3 separate regions of the Homo sapiens genome follow, and regions 2 and 3 are each linked to region 1. A link is a loop called in an ENCODE intact Hi-C map of the cell type or tissue named here. Cell type or tissue: chondrocyte. All regions are shown on one strand. Links, peaks and the distances in the headings refer to the core of each region. The heading gives the core; the rest is flanking DNA. Region 1 overlaps RARG (retinoic acid receptor gamma). Region 2 holds the start of NPFF (neuropeptide FF-amide peptide precursor). Region 3 holds the start of AMHR2 (anti-Mullerian hormone receptor type 2).

Evidence for each region. A loop is a pair of places that touch in the nucleus more often than their neighbours do. Peaks named below come from ENCODE experiments on the same cell type or tissue, not always from the same donor. Only the 100,000 strongest peaks of a DNase experiment are listed, where the experiment ranks them.
Region 2: it touches region 1 in a loop (2.4-fold over the local background); 14 of 110 quality-filtered maps call a loop at or near these places.
Region 3: it touches region 1 in a loop (2.8-fold over the local background); 5 of 110 quality-filtered maps call a loop at or near these places.

Annotation. Positions count from the first base shown.
Region 1 is chr12:53,217,216-53,226,815 of GRCh38, forward strand. All of the region lies in intron 3 of RARG (retinoic acid receptor gamma), which reads right to left. Among named protein-coding and RNA genes, the nearest start is that of RARG, 10 kb to the right of the region's middle. RefSeq lists silencers at 2,430-2,724, 2,849-3,188, 3,759-3,808, 4,369-4,718. In chondrocyte, for the core only: CTCF peaks have their summits at 4,398, 4,600 and 7,401; a DNase peak (open chromatin) is centred at 3,804.
Region 2 is chr12:53,504,695-53,514,294 of GRCh38, forward strand. It overlaps TARBP2 (TARBP2 subunit of RISC loading complex), which reads left to right. Exons shown (of 9, transcript NM_134323.2): 6 at 4-121; 7 at 441-568; 8 at 955-1,156; 9 at 1,297-1,737. The coding sequence ends at 1,454. ATF7-NPFF (ATF7-NPFF readthrough) reads right to left here. Exons shown (of 15, transcript NR_159377.1): 13 at 3,140-3,333; 14 at 2,327-2,448; 15 at 1,994-2,199. It overlaps NPFF (neuropeptide FF-amide peptide precursor), which reads right to left and starts at 2,790. Exons shown (of 3, transcript NM_003717.4): 1 at 2,679-2,790; 2 at 2,327-2,448; 3 at 1,994-2,199. The coding sequence starts at 2,780. The coding sequence ends at 2,082. It overlaps ATF7 (activating transcription factor 7), which reads right to left. Exons shown (of 12, transcript NM_006856.3): 12 at 7,360-9,600. It also overlaps ATF7-AS1. RefSeq lists an enhancer at 3,911-4,205 and a silencer at 4,343-4,575. In chondrocyte, for the core only: CTCF peaks have their summits at 4,049 (motif pointing left) and 4,285; no DNase peak of the experiment used is centred there.
Region 3 is chr12:53,416,271-53,425,870 of GRCh38, forward strand. It overlaps AMHR2 (anti-Mullerian hormone receptor type 2), which reads left to right and starts at 7,585. Exons shown (of 11, transcript NM_020547.3): 1 at 7,585-7,713; 2 at 8,018-8,200; 3 at 8,439-8,630; 4 at 8,895-8,972; 5 at 9,185-9,303; 6 at 9,419-9,600. The coding sequence starts at 7,665. SP1 (Sp1 transcription factor) reads left to right here. Exons shown (of 6, transcript NM_138473.3): 6 at 1-176. RefSeq lists an enhancer at 4,903-5,469 and a cis regulatory region at 5,154-5,672. In chondrocyte, for the core only: a CTCF peak has its summit at 5,465 (motif pointing left); no DNase peak of the experiment used is centred there.

The DNA.
Region 1 (9,600 bases), core at 454-8,453:
GAGAGGGGGGAAAGAAGGGTGCCTGGAGTCTATTCAAGACTAGGGATGGGGGCTCCAGGAGGGGCTGGTGCTGAGAGATGTGAGGAGGGCTGGAACGCCTTTCCCAACCTCTCCTCACTCCTCAGACCCACCACTGTGTCCTCCAAGGGCACGTGTTCTGCCCAAGGCCTGTGCGTGGGGTGGTGCTCACTCTGGCACTGACGCCCTCCCTGCCCGCAGAGCGCTGCCTCATTTCCTCTCTTGCGCAAGGGCCTGGGTGCGGTCAGACTGGCATGGGGCAGTGCCAGCCAATTATAAGACTGGGGGCCTTAGGGAGACAGGCCCGGGGGCAACTTTTCCTGTCTAAGTGATACTGTCACATCCCCACCCCCTGAACCCTAAAGTGCAGCCTAGTGGCTCCGAGGTCAATCTGTGAGGTCAAGGCCCCAGAAAGCTAACTGGGTCTACTCCAATCAGATCCCCTCCCCAGACTCGGGCTTAGACCCCACCATTGGGATGCAGCTCCTGGGTTAGGCAGGGGCCCCTGCTGGGGAGGATGGGGGTGGGCTCTGGGGTTTTCTCCTTTTAAAGCCCAAATTGCTGAAATTGAGGAAATTCCTGACCAGGCTGCGCGGAGCTTCAAACAAACTCTTTATAACCGGCTGTAAACGCTCCCAGCTGCGAGGCTCAGAGCTGAGCAGCCTGGACTCACAATCTAGCACACACCTCCTTGGAGACACACACACTCACAGGTTAACAACACATAAGGCACCAAAGCAGGCATATTACAATGGGATCCTAGAACCCTCACTGGATTCTGGCACAGACACACAGCCAGAATAGAGACACACTCACTCCAGCTACACCGTGGAGGTAGATGTACCAGTCACAAGGCTGACACACAACAGCCAGCACTTGGCCACACAAGGGAACAGCCCTACCACCAGACAAACACCCCAGCCTGCCAACGCAGCACCAGGACACCAAAGCCTCCAAACAGGCACACACACACACACATCCAGCCCACCTCCACCCCCCAAGCACCCTTCCCTCTGAAAGTGTGTGCGGGCAGGCCTGAAGCTGGCTTTGTGTGTCCACCAGGATCCCAGAGGCCAAAATTATTGGTCCCAATTAAAACTCAAAAACCTAGGGCCAGTCAAGCCCAAAGGGCTTCTTCCATAGGCCTGAAAAAAGACAGGGTCTCTGCCCAGCCCCCAGAAGCCCTTCCTGAAAGATTCTTTCCATCTCAGCACCCCCACAACATATAACATACCCCAACTCCCCATCCTATTGGGCAATGAGAGGAAAGTTAAGAATTCACAGGGATTTGGTGCAAAGCAATAGTTCCATGCTTTCTCGGTTCTTTAAATGACACACTTTTAAATTCTTCCCCCACCCCACCCAAAAGTAAAGTCAAGTCCGGTCTCCTGGTTTGCCATCTCCCTCTTCCAGCTTCCCAGTTGTTAAATTTGAGCAGCTCTGCTCTGGAACCAAAAAAAAAAATCCGAACTTGTAAACAGCACTGCTTGGTGCCAAGGAGCGAGGCGCGTTGGCGGGGGCTTGGTGACCTGGCGTGCGCACTCCCCCAGCGCCCGCCGCCCCGCCCGCTGCCCGCCCCTTCCCACCCTTCCCAGCGTGCCCCCAAGCCCCTCATCCCCGGGCCGTCCGCACCCAGGCAGCGAGCACATCCCAGCCCAGGGTAAATTTGGGGGGTGTTCCAGGCTGCGCTCCTGGCCCCTCCCCACACCCCACCCCCGCCAGGCACTGCGGCCCAAGCTTCAAAGCCGCCTCTCATCTGGACTTCATTTTTACTGCCTCTCAGTCCCCAGCTTTTTATTACTGCTCTGGAAAGGGGTTCCAGGGCCCCAGGCCTGGCATCTCCCATTTCACGGAGGGGGAAGATAGATATTTGGGGACCCAGTAATGGTGCTCGCCCTGCCGCTGTCAACTTCAGGCCACCCCCCACCACACACACAGACTTTGCTTTAAACTTTTCGCTTCCTGCTGAAGTTGTTGTGTGTTGGAGCCATAGGAAAAAGTAATCTCTGCATATAACCGCATACACGTTTCCAAACATTTCTTTTTTTATATGGGGGTGGCGTACAAAACTCAGCCTTCTCCCTCTTGTGTGCACAACCTTTTCCACCCGGCATGAGAACACACAGGATGCACTCTCGAACACAGCACTTTCCAAAACCGCCCCCGCAGCCACGCAGGGGCACACGCCCTCCCGGCCTCACGCCACAAACATCCCCTCACAGGCCATGTGGACCTGGCAGCTGTCGCAGGCGACACTGGTGGAGAGACCCTTGCTCCCACACCCACACCACCTAGGCAAGGCGCTGCACACTCCAGGGATTCACACGCTCTGCAAACGATATTTTTAACACTGCCAGCTTCCCACATGGGCTTTACAAACGCCACCCACGGTCCTGAGTGTCATATCCTTCCAGGGCCACGGACGTGAAGGCGCAAACTACCCACACACCTCGGTCTCTCCCTATCCCCAGGAACTCTGGAGTGGCATCAACCACAGGTTCGAGCTAAACACCCACCATAAAAACCACACACACTCCAAACACTACTGCACACACGCAAAGGAGACGCTGAGGCCCCCACGTTTAAAGGGCCAGTACCTTACATAGAAAGGGCCAGAAGCTCCTCCTTGCACCTCAGTTCCACTCTTTACACACGGAAAGAGTAAATCCCACCCTCTCCTGCACCCTACACCCCAGCCCCGGACTCCGGTACCTACATTGCAGGCTGGCGGGTTGCGGCCAGGCAAAAGATTCAAGTCCGGCGAAACAGGAGCCGCCGGTGGCTCTGCGCAGCAAGCCGGCCCCGGGCCCGGCCGCCCCGTACAGCCGTCGCGGACCCGGGGCAAACGTTTCCATACAGTCGTACATCGCGACCCGGCTTGAAGGGAAACTGGGTGCTGGAAACACCAAGGACCCGCAGCCGATTCCCCCTCCTCCCCCGGCGGCGCCCCGCTCCAGCAGGGGGGGAGGGGGAGGGCTAGCATAGGGCGCTGGGCTGCATGCGGGTAAGGGGTGGGCGGGGAAGAGGGGGGATCCCCAGCAGGGGAAAGGGACTGGGCGGGGCGCGAAGCTGGGGCTGCCGCTTTAGCCTCCGTCCAGCTCTTATCTGGGTGCTTCGGCAGCTAGCACTGGGGAGACCTTTTTTAAAAGCGAAGCCTGGAGGGGTGGGGGGTGGGGCTTGGAGAGCGAAGGGGGCCGGGCACCGAGATGAGCAAAGCTGAGAGTGGAGCGCACACATACACATACGTACACTCGCTCCGCGGCGCGCGCGCTTGCTTAGACACACATCCGTGCATGCATTTATCTTATCAGGCACCAAGAATTTGCAAATATGCAAGAGTGAACATACATGTGAGCACGCATATAAAATCATAGGTGCACACACGTTTGTGCAAACACACCTTGCTCGGGAGAATGCTTGCAGGCATACTCTCCACAGCTCATAGGCTTTGCATGCATTTGCACTGAGGCGCGTGCCCAGGTCGGGGTTGGAAGAAGGAGAGGAGGAACCAAGCATAAGCATTTCCTTTCAGAGTTTTCCCTCTCCCCAAACTCTCCCTTTTTCACACTAGTCAATACAGGGGTGTTAAGGATGACTGGGGAGAGGGGAACGTGGAGGTCCCCGCGCGCAGCTGCTCTCCTGAGGCTCGGGACCTGCACTACCTCCACCCCTCTCATTCCCAGGCCTGGCTCCGCCCTCGCCCTCCGCGCGCCCGCTTCAGGGCCGAAAAGTGCATTCCTGCGGCTCGGCGCGCGCTGCCTCCTCCTTCCTTCCCGTCTCCCCACCCGCGGTCCTAGGGCCGGAGCGCGCTCCCGCCGTGAACTCTCTGGGAACCCCCCTCGGGGCGGGTGGCCGAGCGCGCTCACCTCCTCCTGACCCGGCCCCGCCCCACCCCGCCCAGGCCGTCTTCAGCGCTGCCGCGGAGTCCCCCCGCCCCCTCCAGCGCAGCCAGAGTCTACCCCTCCTAGCCCGAGCAGTCCGCCCTCCGCCGCGGCCCGGGCCGCCTCCCTCCGAGTCCCCGAAGCCTTATCCCGCAACTGACGCCCCCTAAGCGCCTCGACCGTCTCTCTCGATGCTCCTTCTTCGAACATAACTTCACTTTTAGAGCACAAAACTACCCCATAAGCTGTGCCTGCCGTGCCAACTGCGCCTCGATGAATCTGCCCCTGATGGCCAACTCCCCTCCTCCAGTTTCTCACTGCCAAGGGCTCCCTCGGCAATAGGGGCGCTTCTGGTCACTGACTGTTCTCAGGGTCTTTAAATACCCTCTAGCCTAGGCATAACTGCCCTCCCTTCGGTTAGTGCCCCTCAGCTCTCCAAGGCCGCAACACTGTTCCCTGGGTTGCCCCTTCCGGCACTGAGCGCCCTCGCCCGGCGGAGAAGGGGGTGAGGTGGGCGGGGGGCTGGCCACGTCAGAAGTTTGCCCTGGCCCGGCAGGGCCGAATGGGGGGACCCTGGCCCCGGACAGCGCCAGCAGCGGCGACTCCCGGAAATCCCCCCCTCCCCCGCGCCCCGCCCTCAGCCGCCGGGCCGCCCGGCCTGCCTGCCCAGCCGGCTCTGTCAGCGCCGCTCACACGGGCAGCGCCGCGGAGCGGGAGCGGCGCCCGGCCCGGCCCTTCCCCCGCCAGGCGGCTGTGGCTGGGCCAGGGCGGGGCGCGCTTTTCTAAGAATCTGTTGTACCGGGTGGGGGGCGCACTGGGGTGCTGCAGGAGTGGGGCGCCTGTTGGAAGAATAAAGGGCAGGAAGGGGTGCCAGAGTAGGCGAGGGATGGCGGGCGCGGGGGAGGGGCGGGGGGCTGCCGGGGCTGGGAAAAGGCCTGACTTGTGGATGGCGAGGAAACCTCGGGGTGGCAAGGCTGACTAGGGGGCTTGAAGCAGGGATGGAGAGGGAATGCACTGCTCTTTCCAACCCAGTGTAAACTCCCTTCTCCTCCCCCAACCCCAAATACCCATTTCTGAATCCAGTCACCCGAACCCCACAAAAAAAAGAAAGAAAGAGAGAGAAAGAAAAGAAAGAGAAAGAAAGAAGAAAGAAAAAGGAAGAAAGAGAAAGGAGGAGAAAGAAAGAGAGAGAGAGAGAGAGAAAGAAAGAACTTTCTGAATCAGAATCTGACCAGCAGCAAACAACAACAAAAACAGTTAAGTGCAAAATAGGGAGTACCCCGAAAACAAGAGGGAAAGAGCCTTGATTAGTCAACTTCAAGCTGTCAGTACCCCCCTTCCCCCTCAGAAATCTGAAAGGTCCCAATTAAGTCAGGCCTGCCTGGTTGGTAATTAGAACCAGAAGTGGCCAGGCCACAGGGAGGGGGGTTGGGAGGAGGGCACAGGAGGAGTTGGGGGAGGGCTCCAGGAAGCCATGAGTCCTCAATAGCCCCCGTTTCTCTTCACCAGATGCACCCCACTCATCACCCCATCTGTGTGTGCATCCCAGGCATTGCATGGAGGGGGTCCTTAGGACCAGGCATTACGGTGTCAGGCCCGCCCTCCCCATCAACCCTGACCCCCCCATTCTAGACAGACTTAGTACAGCCTTGGGGAGAAGGTAAGAGGGTGGGGGATCTAGTGCCCCCTCTTTTCCCCAAAGTTTCCCCAGCCCTTATTGCAGCAATTAGACCCATTAGCCTTCTAGCATTTCATGGGAACCAGATGTTCTCCACCATCCTGGTGGGAGTATGAAGGGGGGCTGCTGCCTGACTCACCCCCTTCCCTATGATCCCCACCACCAGGGCATACCCCCCTCCCAGCTAGAGCCCCACAAAGGCATAGCCCTAGAGGCAAAGAGGAGAGTACCCCTTCCCAACTAACAAAGCCATTAGCACTCAGATTCTTTCGGGGTCACCCCTTAGAGTCCCTGCCACCCTGGCAAGGATGAGTTTGGCCAGGACGAGGCAGGGCAGGGACAGCTAACTCCTCATGCACCCTGCCTTTCCCTCCTTGCCACCTTCTGGATGGGGCTTGAGGATAACTGGCTCTGAATTCCTCACGCTAAATTCTCCCTTTTTTCTAAAACCTTCCCTCGAAAAGCTGAAAAGGGGGCATTTCAAAGTAAAGCAGGCCCTGCCAGAAGGGTAAGTCCTGAGGTAGGAGTCCCACCTGAAGGGCAATGGGAGGGGGGTCTCTGGAGGAGGGGGCAGCAGAAGAGCAGAAGAATAGCGAGGTGTGAATGAGAGTGGGGCCCAAAGCAGGGATGTGAGGCGCGTTGGGCAGGATGGGGGCTGGGACCGGGTAGGGGGCCAGGAGAGGGGGGTGCAGCCTGGGCCCTGGCGGCGGCGGCTTGCCCGGCTCCCCCCGCCCCCCCCCCGCCCAAGAGGTTTCCTGTTGCAATCAAAGCCCCGTTTGTGTCGGCCTGGAGCTGGAGCCTGTGCCGGAGGAGGAGAGACCGGGGAGGGGAGGGGAAAAGAGGCAGTCGACTGGGGTTTTTTCCTGGAGGAGGCCTCACTGCCCTTACCCGCCTGCTTGTTCTCCTTGCTTCTCCCAGTGCCTGGCTTCTCTGTGTCTGCACCTTTGGGCCTGGGTAGCTGTCCCTTGTCTTGTCTGTGAGTCTCTCTTTTTCAGTTTCTTTTAAGCAAGACTTTCTCTGTGCCAACCTGTCCTCAGTTTCTCCATGTGTGGTGACTTAGTGTGGTGAAATCTGGGCTCCTTGCCCCAGGGACAGTGGCCCCATGGCCAGGGCAGCATCACCAGGTTCAGAGGACAAATTGGGCTAGGTCATCAGGACCACAGCTATCTGCTCAGGGGTGGGAGGACGGCAAGGCTTCCCTTCTCTTTCATCACACTCTGTTCCCTATAGAAAGCAAATCTAGAACACACTAAGATTCACAAACATAGAGATACATAGGGACACAGACACCTGAGGTTTCATGCACATGCATGAACACACACGCACGCACACACACGTACACACACCCCTCTGCTTTCCATGAGCACAGGCCTGTGCTTGCCTCAGCAGCACGTGCTCCCTGAGCCTCCCCTCCACCACCAGACAGTTCTGAGATGCCTGTCTCACCCCCCTTCAGACCCCGAGACAGCCCCAGGAAGTAGAGCAAGACTTCACTTCTCAACAAGGATGTCCCCAAGGTGCCAGGGACCCAGCAATAAGATCCAAGAGCCAGCCCCAGGGAGAAGTGCCAGACCTCTTCAAGGGCCACCTCTCTTAGTCTATGTGTGAGAGAGAATGTGTGTGTGTCATCCATAGAATAAGGGAGAGGGTGATGAGATGCACAAACTCAATGTGAGTATGCCTTTGGCATCAGATTTAAGCCTCTAAACCCTCTCCACTAGATGCTCCCAGCCAAAAAGGGACAGCAGGTCGGAGAAATGAGAGAGGACACTCTCTCATCCTTCTGCTACTCTCCCACTCTGGAAGGTTTCCCAGACTCCTGGATCTCTTCGTCTCCCCTATGTCTTCCTCTCTGCTACCACTAGGTGCTGCATGCCCCACCCCCATTAAAGCCGCATAGCAACCCACCCCCAAGCCTTCCCCTCCTCCCTCCTCCTGCCACTTCCCTGCCCAGGCCTGTCCTTCCAGGCTAGCCGCACCCTCCCCAGCTACCTGCCCTGGCTCTGGCTCCTCCCTTGGATTTCTCCTTTCAGCCCCCTCCTTCAGCATGGCCTTCGAAGATGGAGCCCGGCCTGACCACTTCCCTACCTTAATCTCACTTTGAACCCTGACCTTGATCTCAGTGTGTCCATGGCACAGGGGCGCAAGGGGGACGTCACTGGGGACTGGGTACTAGCTCTAGCATTATCCCCACTACCATTCTCTCTCCTCTCCCTCTCCACTCCATCTCCTTTACTTGCCTCTCCCAGAACCTGAGAAAATCAAGTCCCAAGAGGCTGAGTTGTAGGGTTCTCTGCCAGAAGTACATTCATGTGGGGAGGGTGGTTCCTTCCCACTTCCCCAGGTCCCTAGGACAGATTCATGGGGTGAAAATGAAGTCTGGGGAAGCCCAGCTGTAGTTTCCAAAAAGGGTACTTTGTGCTGTCTTGTTCACCTACATGCCACTCAAATAACCCCTGTTGGACTACAGACATGCCACCAGCAGGCTTCACCAAACGCCAGCCACAGCGTCAGCAGCACTACAAAATCCCTCCTCACTCCTCACACTGACTCTTTGTTGCACACACTGGAATTCTGTACATGAGCAGAGGCCCAGGGAGATGCTGGGCACACACAACTGCATCAAGTCTGGAGGCACCACACACTCACCCCTTCTCCGATGAACACACTCTTTCCAGTGGAGCTGCCAGCCCAGCCTAGTCACCCCTTTCACATACAGACACACAACCCTCTGCGTGCCCCCTCCTGGAAGCAGGGCGCCTTCTCTTCTACCTCTGTCTCTGCGCTCGTGGAGCCATGAAGGATGTGCGTTTATCTTTTTGTCTTTTTCTCTCCAACTCTGTCTCTGAAATTGCTCTTTCCCCCGCCCTTCAATCACCTTCTCTTGGCCCCAGTTGAAGCCTTCTCTTAACCAGCTTGGAACCCCCACCTGTAATGGCCTGGCCAGGAGGAATGACTACCAACTGGGAGGAGAGGGGTCCCAGAGGGAGGAGGAGAGGAGAGGCCCAAGCCTTGGCTGCTGTCAGCACTCAAAGGCTTAACCCAAAGAGGGCAGGCCTGGGGAACAAGTAGGGATCTGCACAGCATGCAGGCTCTATGCCAGACCTGCAGGGAGAGGAGGAGCCCAGATCCACATCGCTGGAGGAGAGGATGCTTCTGGAACACCCCCTCTGCCTCTCTGGATTACTTATGGTACAAAAGCTACCTCCTTTGCAGTCATTTCCATCCTCCCCAGAACCAAGAAGCACAGTCTCCTGACCCCACACATCTTTGGGGACCTGGCACAGGATTTCTTTCCCCTTTTTGCAGCCTCCATGTAATTCAAAGCAATTTCACCTTTTTTTCTCTCTCTCTCAGACAGAATCTTGCTCTGTCGCCCAGGCTAGAGTGCAGTGGCGCGATCTTGGCTCACTGCAACCTTCGCTTCTGGGTTCAAGTGCTTCTCCTCCCTCAGCCTCCTGAGTAGCTGGGATTACATGCATGCGCCACCACGCCCACTAATTTTTGTATTTTTAGTAATGATGGGGTTTCTTTTTTTATTTTTTATCTTTTTGAGATGGAGTCTTGCTCTGTCACCCAGGCTGGAGTGCAGTGGCACGATCTCAGCTCACCGCAACCTCTGCCTCCCAGGTTCAAGCGATTCTCCTGCCTCAGCCTCCCAAGTAGCTGGGATTACAGGCACACGCCACCATACCCGGCTAATTTTTGTAATTTTAAAGACGGGGTTTCACTATGTTGGTCAGGCTGGTCTCGAACTCCTGACCTCAGGTGATCTGCCCTCCTTGGCCTCCCAAAGTGCTGGGATTACAGGCGTGAGCCTTTTTCTTTTTTTTTTTTTAGACAGATTCTCACTCTATCGCCCAGACTGGGGTGCAGTGGCAAGATCTTGGCTCACTGCAACCTCTGCTTCCTGTGTTCAAGCAATTCTCGTGCCTCAGCCTCCCAAGTAGCTGGGACTACAAGTGTGCGCCACTACGCCCAGCTAATTTTTGCATTTTTAACAGAGGGGGAGTTTCACCATGT
Region 2 (9,600 bases), core at 704-8,703, 290 kb after region 1:
AAGGAGCTGGTGGTGCAGAAAGGCTGGCGGTTGCCGGAGTACACAGTGACCCAGGAGTCTGGGCCAGCCCACCGCAAAGAATTCACCATGACCTGTCGAGTGGAGCGTTTCATTGAGATTGGTAACTGGGCAAGAAGGGGTTCTCACAACTCCTCTCCCGCAGCACTCTGGCCCCAGCCACAAAGCAGCTCCTGGCCTCACTCTGCTACACCCCCTGCTCTCTTAGCTTCACAGTCCCTAGCTCAGCCCCTTCCTTTTAGCTTCTTGGCACCCTATTTGTCCCCTTCTCTCTGGCTGACCAGGTTCTCACGTGCATGGGCAGGTCTTGAGTTCCCCTTTCCAGTTGACATTCTGGGGGGACCCTCAATCCAAGTATGACCTGGGTGGAAGCACTGGGTCTGTGGGGAATCATAACCCAGCAGCCCTCTCTCCACATGCAGGGAGTGGCACTTCCAAAAAATTGGCAAAGCGGAATGCGGCGGCCAAAATGCTGCTTCGAGTGCACACGGTGCCTCTGGATGCCCGGGATGGCAATGAGGTGGAGCCTGATGATGACCACTTCTCCATTGTGAGTGGCTCATGTGGGCCGGGCACCGTGGCCCATCCTCCATGCCAGGGCAGGGCTCCAGGGACTTGGGTCTGTGACTCAGCAGTGAGCCTCTCTGGGCCCTAGGTCTGCTTCTGCCACAGTTTTCCTACCAGACCCAGGGTTCCTGGGGCCGACTCAGCCTTGACTGTAGGCCCGCTCTGTAGCTCTGTTACTGGGGTGAGGAGGGATCCCTGGCCATCTGGCCCAGGGCCTGGTAGTTAGAAGGGGCCACCCAGGGATTGACTGGGGGGAGGCAAGCTGGAGGAAGCATTCTTTGTGCTTTGTTCTCCTTTGACGTTGAATGTCTCAATGCCTGGGTCCCACAGTCTCTCGCTTCATCTTTCTCACTGTTCCCATCTTGACAGGGTGTGGGCTCCCGCCTGGATGGTCTTCGAAACCGGGGCCCAGGTTGCACCTGGGATTCTCTACGAAATTCAGTAGGAGAGAAGATCCTGTCCCTCCGCAGTTGCTCCCTGGGCTCCCTGGGTGCCCTGGGCCCTGCCTGCTGCCGTGTCCTCAGTGAGCTCTCTGAGGAGCAGGCCTTTCACGTCAGCTACCTGGATATTGGTATGGCTAGCTGGGGAGCGAGCCAGGGGATGGTGGGGGCTGGACCGGAGCAAGTAGAAGGGGGTGATGATAACGTGAACGCACCCCTCCCCAGGGCTACCTCCCCCAACATTGCCTCCCTCCTCTCTCTTGCTCTCCAGAGGAGCTGAGCCTGAGTGGACTCTGCCAGTGCCTGGTGGAACTGTCCACCCAGCCGGCCACTGTGTGTCATGGCTCTGCAACCACCAGGGAGGCAGCCCGTGGTGAGGCTGCCCGCCGTGCCCTGCAGTACCTCAAGATCATGGCAGGCAGCAAGTGAAGCCCCAGCTGGACTCATGGATGTGCACCCTTTGCTCCCTGCTCTTTCTGCCTCTGGGCTCATGTATCTGCGCAGCTCTGGTACCCTCTGTGGGTGCCATCTCTACCTCTGACACAGACTGCCTGCCTTGAAGCTGAGAAGGCACAGGGCAAGGAGCCAAGGACCACAGAGCCTCAGCCAGCCCAGGATCCGTCCTCATTTTATTGGTGATGATGAATGGGAATGAAATCAGGGGGCTGTCTACTAGAGCCTGGAATAAATATGCTGCTTTGTGGATTTTTAAGCCCTTCTCTTCTGTTTCCTTGAGCAGTGTGGATAGCAGAGGAGGTCACCACATTACTTTTGTGTGCCTTCCCTGAGCTCCTGTTCCAGCCATTCTCCTGTTTTCCTTTCTGGTGGGAGGAGGCTGGGCACAGTGGCCTCGTGGAATGTTGTCGGCTGCCTTGCTGGAGGGCTGGGTTTGGTGGAGGGGAAGGGCAGTGGTTCTTGCCCTTGGGCTTCCACCCAGCCCTGTAAAGTCTCACACAGACACACATGGATTCAGAAGCCAGACAATTTTATTTGGGGGGCAAACATTGACACTTTTGGGTGTGGACCTTGCATGCAGACATATCAAGGGATGACATGTCACTTCTTCCCAAAGCGTTGAGGGGCAGCCAGGCTCCAGAACTGGGAATTCAGCCCCTCTCCAGCCCGGGGACTCAGCCATTCATTCCTCCAGGATCCCTGGGTATTTCTGCCAAACCTTAGGAAAGATTTGTCCTCAGGTCCCCGCAGTCTCCCTTCTCTAGCCCCCTTCCTTCTCCTCTTCCTCTGCCTCCTGCCCTTTCCACCCCCAGCCCCTGCCATGCTTGTGTCCCTTTCAGACTCACCTCTGGGGCTGAAACAGGAAGGCTTGGCTCCGGCCAGGTCTCTCCATTGCCTGGAGCAGGTAGTGCAACAGTGACCCAGAGGTCTGGGCATCCTGTGGTGGGAGGGGTTCGCTGTCTTCCTCCTGTGCCAAGGGGGTATCAGGGAAGGAAGATGGGCAAATACCCTGGACACGTAAGTCACAAGGGGAAGGGACTGGCTTCCAGGGGCAAGTGGTAGGAGGCTGCGGAACCATTTCCTCAGATGTGAGGACCTAATGACAACCTTGGCAGCCAGAGAAAGTATCAGAACCTAGAGCACAAGTCTCAACCGAAGTAGAGGCAATGGTGATATGGGGATGGGACACACACTCACCGCGGAGAGCTGGTCTTCCTGCTGGCCTCCTGGCCCTTCAGCACAGCCCCCGTCTATTAACAGCAGCAGCACCAGCAGTGCAGCAGCCTGCCTAGAATCCATGCTGCCACCTACCCTCCTACAGCCACCCCAACCTCTTATACCTGCTGTTCCCCCACCCCCAGCCTCACAGTAGCCTTAGGGGAATCTAGAGCAGGCAAATGGAAATGCAGGGCTCATTAGGAGCCACCTGGGATCTCCTCCCATGGCGCCCCCAGGACTTCATGCTCTCAGCCTCCTGCCCCCGGCCCCTAAGCCTGGAGTTACAGACTTTATTAGATGCATAAATCCTGTCTCCAGAGCTCAAGAAGCATCATTAGTTGCAGACGCTTTGTCAGAGCCAGGCCCTGGGGAGCCTTAGACGAACCCCTAATCCCTCAACAGGTTGGAGAGCTTGTTTATCACTTCCCCTCTTTCCTAACCTGTAGACTAAAGCACAAGAAACTCATGTCAGGAGGGGTTAAGTAGGATGTCCTGGAGTGGAAGAGGAGTGGGAAGAGCCAGGGTCAGAGTCTGTGAGGATGACCAGGCCTGGTCCTCTGTGCCTGGGGCTGGCAGTCAGGGCAACACAGCCCATCCTCTGCTTGTGTGCCTCTTGGAGGCTACTCAGATTTGCCTGTGGATAGAAAAAATATATTCAACTTCATGATGATGGAGAGAATTTAACTTTTTTTCTTTTTGAGATGGAGTTTCGCTCTTTTTGCCCAGGCTGGAGTGCAGTGGCGCGATCTCGGCTCACTGCAACCTCTGGCTCCTGGGTTCAAGTGATTCTCCTGCCTCAGCCTCCCAAGTAGCTGGGACTACAGGCGTCAACCACCATGCCCAGCCTGTATCTTTTTTTTTTTTAATTAAAAACCATTTTTTTTTTGGCCGGGTGCAGTGCCTCACACCTGTAACCCCAGCACTTTGGGAGACCAAGGCGGGTGGATCACCTGAGGGCAGGAGTTCGAGACCAGCCTGGCCAACATGGTGAAACCCTGTCTACTAAAAATACGAAAATTAGCTGGGCGTGGTGGTAGGCACCTGTAATCCCAGCTACTCAGGAGGCTGAGGCAGGAGAATCGCTTGAATCGGGGAGGCAGAGGTTGCAGTGAGCTGAGATGGCACCACTACACTCCAGCCTTGGCAAAAAGAGAAACTCTGTCTCAAAAAAAAAAAATTATTAAGATATAGAGGGAGGCTACAGGATTTTGGAGCCCACTGAATGAGTGTGGCTTCCAATCTTTGCAGACAGACCCCCATCCTCACTAGAGAGCACTGCTTCCGACCTGCCTCATCGCCCTTCCTATAGTCACTCTCCACAGCTGAAGCACTGCTGCCACCCTGTGGTCACAGCTCCTCATTGCCAGCTCCGGCCATTTCCTTTTCCTAGAATAGACCTCTGCAGAGGAAGTGAGGAGGGTGAGGCTGAGTGGAGGTGCTAGGGTCCAGTCTCCAGGGAGTCCCAGAAGGACAGGAGCAGGCTACTGTGGGGCTGGACTATCATTCTGACCCCGACTCTGGTCTCCACAGCCTCTGCCTGGCCCTGGCTCTCATATAGAGTAGCCTAGAATCCTGTCTTAAGAAAAATCAGAATCACTAATCCTCAGGGAGAGGCCTTCAAAGCCATATGGTGCAGGTTCCTTCTAATCCTCGAGTCCCTTTTGGAGCATCCCCACCAGTGTGGGTCTCTAGCTTGTGCTGAGGAAGAGCCATGACGTAAAGGCCTTGGCCTCTGCTTGAGCAAGCTGTCTCCCGCTCTGAGCTTCAGTTTCCTCACCTGAAACATGGGCCCATTTTACAAGGAACGCCTTCCTAGGGTGTGCATTACTTAACATACTTTTTGTAATCCATTCAATAAAACAGCTTGCATAGAACAGGTATCCTCAAAACGTTAGCTGTGATTGCCTCATGTGCCCCAGTCGGGGAACTTACCATCTCCTCAGACAGTCTTCGGACATATTTATCCTTGTGCCGAGGGGGCTTTGGGCTTCCTGTGACTTCTACTCGGGGTCTTAGTTTGCTCCATTAAGTCTCAACAGAACATCTCATCTCTTTCATGTGTAAAAGCTCTTCATATTTTTGAAGAGAGAGTTCATTCTTACACTCCAGCTTTTTTTTTTTTTTTTTTACGATGGAGTCTGGCTCTGTCACCCAGGCTGGAGTGCAGTGGTGCGATCTCGGCTCACCGCAACCCCTCTGCCTCCCGGGTTCAGGCGATTCTCCTGCCTCAGCCTCCCAAGTAGCTGGGATTACAGGCACACACCACTATGCCCGGCTAATTTTTGTATTTTTAGTAGAGATGGGGTTTCACCATGTTGGCCAGGCTGGTCTTGAACTCCTGACCTCAAGCAATCCACCCACCTTGGCATCCCAAAGTGTTGGGATTACAGGCGTGAGCCACCGCACCTGGCCCACTCCATAGTCTTTTTTGCTCAAGGGGAAGCACCCCACTCTTTAAGGCAAGGCATCTAGGAACCAACTTATCCTTTAGACACGTAGATTAGAGCAGGTTTGGATCTGGATGCTCCAGATACCATATTTCTGTTAATGCGGACTAAGCCAGGGTAAACCTTTTCGTAAGCTTTGTCTCATGGTTGGTCCCAACCACAAAACCTGACATTCATCATCATGGTATCTTGTAGTTTTATCTTTTTTTTTTTTTTGAGACGGAGTTTTGCTCTTGTTGCCCAGGCTGGAGTGCAATGGCTTGATCTCGGCTCACCACAACATCTGCCTCCCAGGTTCAAGTGATTCTCCTGCCTCAACCTCCCGAGTAGCTGGGATTACAGGCATGCACCACCGCGCCTGGCTAGTTTTGTATTTTTAGTAGAGATGGGGTTTCTCCATGTTGGTCAGGCTGGTCTTGAACTCCCGACCTCAGGTGATCCGCCCGCCTGGGACTCCCAAAGTTTTGGGATTACAGGCATGAGCCATTGCACCCGGCCAGTTTACCACTTCTTAAAAGGGAGTATCAAGGCCACGGGGAGATGGCTTTTCTGTGGGCAGTAGCTGCTGCATCCCAGAATGATCCTTGTCTGCTCCTGTGTGACAGAGGTCCAGAGGAGCAGCGGTGTGAGGGTGGATGGGACACTGCAGAGCTGGTTCTGGGCCAGACAGAACTCAGTTGTAATCCTAGCTCTTGCACTTCACTGTGTGACTTGGCTAAACCTCAATTTATCATCAATAAAATGAAGTGACTACTCCTGTTATCACTAGGTGAACAGTAAAGCAATCTACCATTCCACGTAGCATAGGGCAGCCATTCCATGTTTACCATCCTGCTGCTTCTAGTATTTCTCTAAACATCAATTACAAGTGGCTCTGGGCTGAGCTGCATTCAGAAAGAGGCTGGTTTAGCTGGCTTCCTGTGTCCAGGATGGAGGTAACTGGTCTCCTTTGAAGTTGGAATGGGTTGATTCCTCTAATTTTGTAAACTGCCCAGTTTTCAGAGTGCAGCTTCAGTGGTGGGAACCTCCAAAACCTCATAATCTGGGCTTTGGTATTTGGCTTTCAGCAATTTCCTTTCTTACCCTTCTCTGGACACCCATGTGCTCCTGGCCACAACACAGTGAAGACCACCACTGCCTTTCCTGCTCTCCTCAGGAGGCACAGGCTATTTGTGTCAAGTGTCTACCAAACACCAGCCACAGATAGCTTCTTAAGTCATTTCTCTCCTACTGGGAAACTCCAGAGACACCTGCTATCTCTTTTGTCAAATTCTTCAGCCTGGCTCATTGTTCTCATTTGTGATGTTATTTATAAAGGAATATACAGATGCAATAAATTATCTGTGATTTCCCTACACCTCTTCCTGATTCCCACAGTCTCTGAGCATTACCTGTTTTTCTTGTGAACTCTTACCTGCTTTTTTTGAGATGGAGTTTCACTCTTGTTGCCCAGGCTGGAGTGCAACGGCACGATCTTAGCTTACTGCAACCTCTGCCTCCCAGGTTCAAGTGATTCTCCTGCCTCAGCCTCCTGAGTAGCTGGGATTACAGGCGCCCGCCACCAACACCTGGCTAATTTTTGTATTTTTAGTAGAGACGGGGTTTCTCCATGTTGGCCAGGCTGGTCTCAAACTCCTGACCTCAGGTGATCAACCCGCCTCAGCCTCCCAAAGTGCTGGGATTACAGGCATGAGCCACCATGCCCGGTTTTCTTACCTGCTTCTAAGTAAACTCTACCCCTCATTTCCAGACCAGCCTCCTCCTTACCATAGAAAGCTATACTTTCCGTCTTTGTCTGTGTGTGTGCTCCCTGGTCACAACAGCCACTTTTTAATGGTTGGGTGGGGGTTGGCAACAAAACACTGAAAAGTAAAAGGCCATTTGCCATCAGCAACTCTCCCACCCGCCATCCACATAAAGCACATACTAAGTTTCCTGTGAGTACTTGCTGCCAGGATGCCAAGGGCCCTTGTCTCCAAGGCAGTCCACAGGAGCTCTGCCCTGGGCCTTCTGTCATACTTTGTAATTTATAGAAATCATCCACTTTCTCTAGGCTGTATCTCCCATGTATAAAAACTAGAGACAAAAATCCCTGTTCCTTCTGTCCTAAGAAATGGGGGAGTGATGAAGATGACAGACATGAAAGGCCAGTGACCTCCCAGAAAAGGGGACAATGGGGGCTGTGGATAGAGGAGTGAAGCATCAGACATAACAGTGGTTCACTTGATAGTTTAATGTTATATTTGCAGCATAAATAAGGCACAATATATGCCAGGGCAAGGGAGGGAGGGAGAAGGCATAGCTGGGGGGATAACTGCTAAGTGGCAAGGGGGAAAGGAAGACAGTATGGTTAGGGAGAATAGAGCGAAGCCCCTGCCTCAGCCCAGTCCCAGGAGATTGTGAGAACCAGCTCACAGGGATCATGCTGAATCAGGTGGAGGGGAAAAGGGAAAAGACAGTTTTGTAACAAAAAACAAAATAGCCTGCAGCACTGCATCCTCCTACCTGTCAAAGGCCACCACTGGGCACTGGGGAGACCCAGACCGAGTTGAGTTCCTTGATAAGATGGAGAGGTGTTGCTACATGTCAAAAATATATAGATGAACAGAGATATAATCATAGATACACACTGCTTCCTTTTCAATAGATACTATGTTAGGATGTGGCAGCCTCCACTCTTGGGGCTGGAAGCTCATCTCCTCCCTGCCTGAAAGGTGTGTGTGTTGTAGGGGGAGGAATGGGACAGCTGAAGCTTGGCTGGTCCTTACTGTAACAGAGAACATGGAGTGACCAGTCTGCAAGGGAATATGGGACAACTCCTGTCCAGACCAATGCATGGTTTTAGGGATACGACTAAAATGAAGACAAATCTAGCTTTTGAGATCAGTGATATGATGGGGAAGACTTTAAAGGGAATGGAGGAAGAGACTGAAAGAAATGAAAGCATGTTAGTGCAAAGGCAAAAGATGTATTTGAAATATCCTCCACACCTGTAAAAATTTCCCAGCTTATCCCTAAGAAATGGTTCTCAACCTTTAGTGTGCATTAGAATCACTTGGAGTGCTTTTAAACCCTGCCCCCAGAGTCTGTGATTCAATAAGTCTGGGATGGGGCCTGAGAATGTGTATTTCTAACAAGTTCCCAGATTACTGTGGCACTGCCCTAAGGTAAAGTCAGTGAAACTATTGCTCATAGCCACTTCTTACAGCTAAAACATCACTCACCAGTAGCTACTGCTGGTGAGATAACTCTGTGCTATTAGCCCCCCATTAAAAAAATAAACCCTAGTAGCTATGATACAAACCTACATCTACAGAGGACATAAGCTCCTTTAACCTGCCCTACTCTCCCCAGCCTTTTCTCATTCTGGGGTAGGACTTTACCCCAAAGAGAGACAACACAGCTGATGCAGACGGTGGTAATGGTGGCCAGCAGCCACCTACGCTCATTCCTGCTAGGTAACCACCTTGGTATGGGGTGGGGGAATTTATGTCTGTATGCACATTTGTGTGTACAAACAGACACAGAGAAATCAGTCCTGTACTATGAGAGGGATGACTAGAGTTATGGGAGGCTGTAGTGGGGTGGAGGGAGTCCTTTAATCTGCCTTAGGATCCCCACCTTTCCTGTTCTTCCAGACACCCCCACCCCCGTCAAACATTAAGTCTAAAGAAAGCAGAAAGAGCATATCAACAAGGCATATGTGATATAGCTAGGAAGACTGGAATCTAAACAGGCTGGTTATGAAATTTAAAAAAAATAATGTATTTCCTTCCTGTGTATATAATGTACAATATTAATGAAAAATTAATGATTTGGGGATGGGAAGGAAGTTATGAAAAAAGGAGAAAACTGGCGGGGATAGCTGTATCAGGGGCTAGCACCTTTAAGGAGCCTCTCAGTGTGGAGCAGGGGAGCCCCAGAAACCACAGGAAGAATTTTTTTGGTGTCTGTTTGGTGGTTCAGGCTGTACATAGGGCACGGTTGGGGTTAAGCACTCCATCTACCAGGATGGGTGGTGCTAGAGGGCAGTGAATCAAGAAAGGAGCCAAAACCAACAGAACAGGGATAGAGAAGTGAGCGAGAGGAGGTTCAGTTTGCTCAGTCCCTCTTTAACCACTACTTAGAGTACATGGTCTAATGCTTAGGGCCAAGGAGGGAGGTGAAGGCTAAGGAAGTCAGATTTGAGATGCATAACCAGCAGCAAAAGAGTAAGTAAAGGGGGCATGACTTTTTTTTTGTTGGCCTCTCTAGTATTGTGGGAGGCTTTCTTAGACTTTTCAACTCTAAGCAAACTTTCTGTTAGGGGAATGGGGCAGAAAGTGAGCAGACCAGAAGACCTGGTTCTGTCCCCTCCCTCTGTGGCCTTGGGTACGTGGCAGCTAGCTAGAGTGCTTGTGTATCGAGCACTCACATTGGAGTGGGGTGGGAAGCCTGAGTCCTGTATTCACATG
Region 3 (9,600 bases), core at 1,601-9,600, 200 kb after region 1:
AAGTAAGTTTCTTCCTGCTCCTTTTGTATCTTCCTTTCTTGTCTTTCCTCCTACCTTTTGTCTCTTGGTGTTTTGGGACTTTTTTTTTTTTTTTTTTGGCCTTTTGTACAAAGATTAGTTTCAATGTAGTCTGTAGCCTCCTTTGTAAACCAATTAAAAAGTTTTTTAATAAAAAACCATGTCTCTGGTGTATTGAAGAGGGTTGGGAATGGTGAGAGTGTACGTTTGTAACTTCATACTCTGAACCTAACAAAGGTTTCCAGCTACACTGTGTTGTGCTCCATACATGTTAATTAGTGCAATTGCCCTATATTTAACTCCCGGGTAAATGGTTTCATGACCAGATCAATGTGCCACAACTACACGGAAATGTGGAGGACCAAGACAAACAGGCAACACTAACTTTATTTTTTTTCTCATATGCTTTTTTATTTTGGAATAATTTTAGATTTACAGAAAAGTTGTAAAGCTAGAACAGAGTTTCCATATAATCCTTACCCGTTTCCCTCATTGTTAACATATTACCATGGTACATTGTCAAAATTAAGAAACTGACATCGTGGCCAGGTGTGGTGGCTCACGCTTGTAATCCCAGCACTTTGGGAGGCTGAGGTGGGTGGATCACGAGGTCAGGAGATCGAGACCATCCTGGCTAACACGGTGAAACTGTCTACTAAAAATACAAAAAATTAGATGGGCGTGGTGGCGGGCATCTGTAGTCCCAGCTACTTGGGAGCTGAGGCTGGAGAATGGCGTGAACCCGGGAGGCGGAGCTTGCAGTAAGCCGAGATTTCACCACTGCACTCTAGCCTGGGCGACAGAGCAAGACTCCGTCTCAAAAAAAAAAAAGGTTTGTCTCTTCTCCCTCATTTGTTTAGTCAATTTATATTAGTATGTATTAATGTGTATTTATTTTATACATGGATTATAATCCATTACTATTTTGTTGCTCAGATTTTCCCAGCTACAGTCATTGTTATCTTTTGTCAGCCTATAAGCATGTTCTGGCTGGGCGCGGTGTCTCACCCCTGTAATCCCAGCACTTTGGGAGGCTTAGCTGGGTGGATCACTTGAGGTCAGGAGTTTGAGACCAGGCTGGCCAACATGGTGAAACACTGTCTCTACTAAAAATACAAAAACGTAGCCGGGCGTGGGGGCAGGTACCTGTAATCCCAGCTACTTGGGAGGCTGAGGGAAGAGAACTGCTTGAACCGGGAGGCGGAGGTTGCAGTGAGCCAAGATCACGCCATTACACATTGCCTGGGCAACGAAGCGAGACTCTCAAAAAAAAAAAAAACATGTTCAAGTATTCCCCCTTCCCCCATTTTAAAAAACCTCAGCTTCCTCTTCAAGCTACTGATTAGTTTTTTCCATTTCCAAAGTTAGTGAAAGTAGTTTACACTCATTTTTCTCTTCCTTTATTGAATCCTCAGGCTACTTTGTGGGTTTGCTTTTGTTTGTTTTTTTTGTTTTTGTTTTTTGGGATGGAGTCTTGCTCTGTCACTCAGGCTGGAGTGCAGTGGCACGATCTCAGCTCACTGCAACCTCCACCTCCTGGGTTCAAGCAATTCTCTTGTTTCCGCCTCCCAAGTAGCTGGAATTACAGGCACGCGCCACCATGCCCGGCTAATTTTTGTATTTTTAATAGAGACGGGGTTTCACGATGTTGGCCAGGCTGATCTTGAACTGACCTCAGCTGATCCACCCGCCTCGGCCTCCCAAAGTGCAGGGATTACAGGCGTTAGCCACCGTGCCAGGACTGGTTTTTTTTGTTTGTTTGTTTGTTTGTTTTGAGACAAGGTCTGGCTCTATCACTCAAGCTGGAGTGCAGTGGCATCACTCTCATCTTGCCGCACTGCAACCTCCATCCCCTAAGCTCAAGCTGTCCTCCCACCTCAGCCTCCCAAGTAGTTGGGACTACAGGCACGCGCCATCACACCCGGCTAATTTCTGTATTTTTTGTAGAGACAGGGTTTCGCCATGTTGCCCAGGCTGGTCTGGAACTTGTGAGCTCAAACAATTCACCTGCCTCAGCCTCCCAAAGCGCTAGGATTAAAGGCATGAGCCACTGCGCCTAGCCCAGGCTACTTTGTTCAGCATCCATCATTTACCAGAAATTTTCCTGTTAGCATCAGCCATCTGGTTGCCAGCTCTGGTGATCTTTCAATTATTAACCTCTTAGACCTCACTGCTTCAATGTGCTGCTTTTGACTACTGTATCTTAGAGCTTTCTTCCCATAGAATGTGACACTGATACACTCTTGGTTCTCCTTCAAATTTCTTTTCTTTTTTTTTTTTTTTTTTTTTGAGCTGGAGTCTTGTTCTGTCACCCAGGCTGGAGTGCAGTGGTGTGATCTCGGCTCACTGCAACCTCTGTCTGCCGGGTTCAAGCAATTTTCCTGCCTCAGCCTCCTAAGTAGCTGGAATTACAGGCACCGGCTGCCACGCCCAGCTAATTTTTGTATTTTTAGTAGAGACAGGGTTTCACCATGTTGGCCAGGCTGGTCTTCAACTCCTGACCTCAGGTGATCTGCCTGCCTCGGCCTCTCTCAAAGTGCTGGGATCACAGGCGTGAGCCACCGTGTGTGGCACATTTCTATATTTTTTAGTCTCCTTCATAGCCACTTCTTCCTGTGTCCCTTTAGTATTTGTGTTCCTGTCTCGTGTCCTTTCCTTTCCCTACCCTTTTCCCTCTTAAACTCTAACATAAGACTCTAACATAAGACTGTGTCCATGTTGATGACTCCCAAATCTTGAGCCCTAACTTGTCTCTTGACCTGGAAGTCTGCTTGCTAGACATTTTCATCTGGATGTCCTCCAGATAAATTCAACACAGTAGAAGGAGAAATAATTCTTTGTGTTTCACATCTCCCTTAATAATATCACCCACTGCTCCTTGATCACTCATACTTGAAACCTCAGAATCATCTTTTAGTTCTCCCTTTCACCTACTAACACTAATTTGATTGCCAATCCTGTCAACATTACCTATACAATATATATCAAATTTTTCCTCTTTTTTTTTTTTGAGATGGAGTCTCGCTCTGTCGCCAGGCTGGAGTGCAGTGGCGTGATCTCGGCTCACTGCAACCTCCGCCTCCCAGGTTCAAGCAATTCTCCTGCGTCAGCCTCCTGAGTGGCTGGGATTACAGGCGCGCGCCACCACGCCCAGTTAATTTTTGTATTTTTAGTAGAGACGGGTTTTCACCATGTTGGCCAGGGTGGTCTCCATCTCTTGACCTCGTGATCTGCCCGCCTCGGCCTCCCAAAGTGCTGGGATTACAGGCGTGAGCCACCACGCCCGGCCTCCTCTTTTATTTTCATTTCCACTGTCTCAGTACTCACTTTGTTTACTGCTTAGGTCTTGCAACTGATCTCTCCAAACCCCAGTAGTCATCCATCTTCCAATTGCCACCAGGCCCCTGCCTAAAATTCTTTGCTTTTAGGGAAAGCCTAAGCTCCTTGATACAGAATTGAAAACCTGTCCAATCTGGTCCGTCTCTCTCTAAGGTGATTTTCTGTCTCATATCTCATACTGCTTCCTCCTCACTCCTTCCACCTTTAACACACAAGCCTTTGTGTTTATATCTCCATGCCTTTACTCTTGCCATTCCCTTTGCTTAGAAGGACTGTTCTCCTCTTACCATTGTGTTTACCTTTGGGACTATTTAAATATCCCCTTCTCTGTGAAACTCTCTGGGCACCTTTCTTCTATGCCCTAGGCAGAATTAGCTTACTTGATCTATTTGTATAGCTCCTTCCTCATGCCCCTAGTAGGAAACACAGTTTTCCGGTTGCTTGTCAATATCCACCTGCATTTCTACACTATGAGTTCCCAGAGGGCAGTAATCACACCTCTATCTTTGTAGGCCCAGCACCTAATGAAATACATTTTTTTTGGCCCCGCGCAGTGGCTCACGCCTGTAATCCCAGCACTTTGGAAGGCCTAGGCGGTGGATCACCTGAGATCAGGAGTTTGAAACCAGCCTGGCCAACATAGTGAAACCCCATCTCTACTAAAAATACAAAAAATTAGCCAGGCATGGTGACAGGCATCTGTAATCCTAGCTACTTGGGAGGCCGAGGCAGGAGAATTGCTTGAACCCAGGAGGCGGAGGTTGCAGTGAGCGGAGATTGCACCACTTTACTCCAGCCTGAATGACAGAGTGAGACTCCGTCTCAAAAAAAAAGGAAATTTTTTTTTAAAAATAATATAGGTGGGGGTCTCGCTATGTTACCCAGGGGGACTCCTGGCCTCCCAAAGTACTGGGATTACAGACATGAACCACAGCGCCCAGCCTCTATCACCATCTTAACTCTAAAACCTAACAGCCCAGAGCAGGTATAGTTCCCATAAACCTGACTGGAATGTTTCTATCTTGGAAAGAATTAGTTATCCGAAGCTTTGGGTGAGGAGACTGCCTTTCTGCCTGATCCTTACGCTGCTCCCACTCTGGAGGAGATAGTCTCCTGAGACATTCCAGACAAAAGAAGCTATTTCACCTTCAAATCTCCCCTCACACCCCACCACACACACCACCCCAGACTTATCTGATCTGGGGCTAGTGAAGGAAAGTAGCTGGAAGCACAACATTCCATCTCACTGGCAAGGCCCTGCAGACTCCTGGAAGGGTCCAAAGAAGGATGGGCGGCTATCTCGAGCCCTGGTCATTCCTCCCGCTGCTGTTTCACAACTACTGGAACTTTTACTATCTCTTCCTTTCATGCAGGTTTCCCAGAAGAAAGACCCCAGAATCAAAAAGTCAGTACTCAAGCTGGGCGCAGTGGCTCCCGTCTGCAATCCCGGCACTTTGGGAGGCCGAGGGGGGCGGATTACCTGAGGTCAGGAGTTTGAGACCAGCCTGGCCAACATGGCGAAACCCCGTCTCTACTAAAAATACAAAAATTAGCCGGGCGTGGTGGTATGCGCCTGTAGTCCCAGCTACTCAGGAAGCTGAGGCCGGAGAATCGCTTGAACCCGGTAGGCAGAGGTTGCAGTGAGCCGAGATCGCACCACTGCACTCCAGCCTGGGTGACAGAGCGAGACTCCGTCTCAAAAAAAAAAAAAAAAAAAAATGTCGGTACTCAGACTGTCCTCCCTGGTCTAAGCCAGATCATTCCAAGAAAGGGTTTCCAGGAAGCCACTAGGGGGACAGAAAGCTAGGGAAACAGAGAACAAGTCCCCTCTGACTCTTAATTCTCAAGGAGCCAGTGGCTCACAGGTGTGGAAGTGATTACCTATTTCTGTTGTTTCTTACTCTGGGAAAGAGTCTGGTGGAGTTGGACTCCTCTGTCTCTACTGCAGAACAAGCCATAGCCCTCTCCTCCCAACTCCATGCTGAAACTCTCCACATCCTGTGCCCGCCCTTCACATTTTATAGTCCCTGAAGCTTAGTAAATGTAGGAGGTATACTATATGTATTAGTCATCAGAGGAGGTACTTTCTGCCCTCTCACCGCAGCAGGGAATTTCTCCTCTGCTGACCTCTGGTGGTGATAGTTTGAACTGTACCCTCCCTTTTTAGTTAGTGGCCTGTTGGCAGGTAATGATGCATATTTTCTCAACAATTTAAATTCAAATGTCCAAGTATAGTATTAAGTGGTAATTTTTTTTCATTGTTGAATTTTGTACGTCTTTCAGGCAGTATAGTGTAATACAAAGAATAGAGCCGGCCGGGTGCGGTGGCTCACGCCTGCAATCCCAGCACTTTGGGCGGCCGAGGCGGAGGGATCACGAGGTTAAGAGATCGACCCCTTCGGCCGGGCGCAGTGGCTCACGCCTGTAATCTCAGCACTTTGAGAGGCCGAGGCGGGCGGATCACGAGGTCAGGAGATCAAGACCATCCTGGCTAACACGGTGAAAACCCGTCTCTACTAAAAATACAAAAAATTAGCCGGGCGTGGTGGCGGCCGCCTGTAGTCCCAGCTGCTCGGGAGGCTGAGGCAGGAGAATGGCGTTAACCCGGGAGGCAGAGCTTGCAGTGAGCCGAGATCGCGCTACTGCACTCCAGCCTGGGCGACAGAGCAAGACTCCATCTCAAAAAAAAAAAAAAAAAAAAAAAGATCGACCCCATCCTGGCCAACATGGTGAAACTCCGTCTCTACTAAAAGTACAAAAATAATAATAAAAATAAGACTAGAACCTGGACTTTGGAGTCAGACCTGCCTAAGTTCAAATTCCAGCTCTGCTATTTCCTAGCTGAATGACTTTGGGCGACTTACGTAAGTTCAGTTTTCTTACCTATAAAATGGAAATAATAAAAATAATAGGCCAGGCACAGTGGCTCACACTTGTAATCCCAGCACTTTGGGAGGCCAAGGCGGGCAGATCACGAGGTCACGAGATCGAGACTATCCTGGCCAACATGGTGAAACCCTGTCTCTACTAAAAATACAAAAATTAGCTGGACATGGTGGTGCGTGCCTGTAATCCCAGCTACTCGGGAGGCTGAGGCAGGAGAATCGCTTGAACCAGGGAGTCAGAGGTTGCAGTGAGCCAAGATGGCACCACTGCACTCTAGCCTGGTGACAGAGCGACACTCGGTCTCAAAAAATAAATAAATAAAATAATAATAATAAATATTTCAGGGGAGAATTAGATGAGATGATTGTAAAATGCATAGCCCTAGCTGTGCCCCAGCACATAGTAGGTGCTTGATAAGAAATTTGTTACCTCCTTAATAATGGGTATTTGTTCAGCCTGTGAACCAATGTGTTTTTTTTTTTTAAGTAAAATCCACGGCTAGGCATGGTGGCTCACGCCTATAATCCCAGCACTTTGGGAGGCCGAGGCGGGCAAATCACCTGAGGTAAGGAGTTCGAGACTAGCCTGGCTGACATGGTGAAACCCCGTCTCTACTAAAAATACAAAAATTAGCCAGGTGTGGTGGCAGGCGCCTGTAATCCCAGCTACTCAGGAGGCTGAGGCAGGAGAATAGCTTGAACCCAGGAGGCGGAGGTTGCAGTGAGCTGCGATCGTGCCACTGCACTCCAGCCTGGGGGAGAAGAGCGAGACTCCGTCTCAAAAAAAAAAAAAAAAAAATCCACATAGCAAAATTTACCATTGTTACTGTTTTCAATGTGTTTTTTAAAAATTCAGGTAAGTTTTGTATACTTTCTGATTCTTAAGTTGGAAAACAAGGTAACCTCTAATATGGGCTGTGAGGCCTTCCTCTGCCCAAGCAGTTGCAGATATGAACCCTGAATATAAAGAGATCTTAGGCTAGAAAGGATCTTGGGCAGAGCTGAATGGCTCTAAGCATTTGACCTCACATTGGTTTCCTCCTGAGAAGAGTCAACAGAGTCCAGCATCTTCTTCCAAGGTCAGGGAAGGGCAAAGATTTGAAATTAGGCATCACTGGGTTCTCAGCTGGGCCTCCAAGTTCCCCTCCTCTCACTATGCAGAGCAAAGAGGAGGTTGCAGAAGAGAAGAGGATATGAGATTGGTTCTCTGCTCCTCCCTTTCTTTCCCTGCTTTCCCCACACCCACCCTCTCCCCCACAGCAGCCTTCTCCCCCACAGAGGCTGGGATAGGATGAGGGGGGCGGAGTTGGGGACTGAGGGATCAGAAGCCCCAGGATGCCCTGTATCTGAAGAAAGATTTGGCCAGGGGCAGCTGTGCTGGCTTATGCTCTTCTCCTTCTGCTGCTGCCATCCTCCAGCAAGATGCTAGGGTCTTTGGGGCTTTGGGCATTACTTCCCACAGCTGTGGAAGGTAAGTGTCTACAGGGAGGGGAAGGGTCTCTCCATCCATCCAGCAAGGGAAAGGGGCGCTTGAAGCAAGAGCCACCCCTTTGGAAGAGTGGTGAGTGGGCTGGGTGAGTAAGGGTGAAGGATAGAGCCATGTGTCCCCATGGCAGGGCTCAGGTTCCAGGCCTCTGCTGACCCTGCTTCCTCCTGTGGCTTTACCATACTGACGCTGGGATGTGGAACATGTTTTGTCTATTCTTTTGGCCAGTTTTTTGCCTCTGCATTCACTCCCACCTTGAATCTTTTCCTTTCCCCACCCTGGGCCTCAGCACCCCCAAACAGGCGAACCTGTGTGTTCTTTGAGGCCCCTGGAGTGCGGGGAAGCACAAAGACACTGGGAGAGCTGCTAGATACAGGCACAGAGCTCCCCAGAGCTATCCGCTGCCTCTACAGCCGCTGCTGCTTTGGGATCTGGAACCTGACCCAAGACCGGGCACAGGTGGAAATGCAAGGTGAATGGCAAAGTATATGGCAGGTGATGGCTAGGGTGGGAGACAGACACATCCTGGGGTGTGGGTGGCAACCAAGGGGGAAGGGGAGAAATAGAACATCTGGTGGGAAAGAAAAGCCCATGAGAGCTGGAAGGGACGCCTCTGATAGAGAAGGGATTTACCCTCTGTTTCCACACCCCATTGTGCTTTCTTCCTTGCCCCCCCTTTCTCTCCTCTTCCCCTAATCCCATCCCATCAGGATGCCGAGACAGTGATGAGCCAGGCTGTGAGTCCCTCCACTGTGACCCAAGTCCCCGAGCCCACCCCAGCCCTGGCTCCACTCTCTTCACCTGCTCCTGTGGCACTGACTTCTGCAATGCCAATTACAGCCATCTGCCTCCTCCAGGGAGCCCTGGGACTCCTGGCTCCCAGGGTCCCCAGGCTGCCCCAGGTAGCCACCCAAGGGTACTGAAGCCTGATGGGGGCTGGGGCCCAGGTTAGGATGAGAGGTGGAACCAGGGCCAGTTCTCACCCTACTCCCGCCCCACGCTTTCCTCCTCCTGGCCTTGGGAAGTTGGTTGCCCTGGTGACTGGGAGATAAGGGGTCTTGTGACCAGGGTGGGGGTGGGTTGAGACGCAAGCTCTCAGGAGGGGAAGAGCAGAGAGCAGGTTTGGGTCAGTGCTCTCCAGCCTGCATTCTTGCCTTGATGTCCAGGTGAGTCCATCTGGATGGCACTGGTGCTGCTGGGGCTGTTCCTCCTCCTCCTGCTGCTGCTGGGCAGCATCATCTTGGGTACTAATCCACCCCATCCCTCCCTTGTGACCCCAAGACATTGCCCCAAAAGCTCTGACCCCTCTCCAGGCACCCCTGACCCCATGGTCTTGGGATCTCTATAGCCTGATTCCCGGACTCCCATGACCTCTCACAAAGCTCCCTTTCCACGAAGTCCCTTTTCCTGTCCCTATGCATTTGCACCCTGACCCTAAGGCTCTTGTCTGTTCCAGCCCTGCTACAGCGAAAGAACTACAGAGTGCGAGGTGAGCCAGTGCCAGAGCCAAGGCCAGACTCAGGCAGGGACTGGAGTGTGGAGCTGCAGGAGCTGCCTGAGCTGTGTTTCTCCCAGGTGCCCCAGGGAGGGAGAGAAGGGCTCCTCTGGGCACTCCTGGAGGTTGTGCTGGGGAGGAATCCTGGCCCTGTTATAGCTCAGAGGCCCACACTCAGCACAGTGTCCCCAGCAGGTAATCCGGGAAGGAGGTCATGCAGTGGTTTGGGCCGGGCAGCTGCAAGGAAAACTGGTTGCCATCAAGGCCTTCCCACCGAGGTCTGTGGCTCAGTTCCAAGCTGAGAGAGCATTGTACGAACTTCCAGGCCTACAGCACGACCACATTGTCCGATTTATCACTGCCAGCCGGGGGGGTCC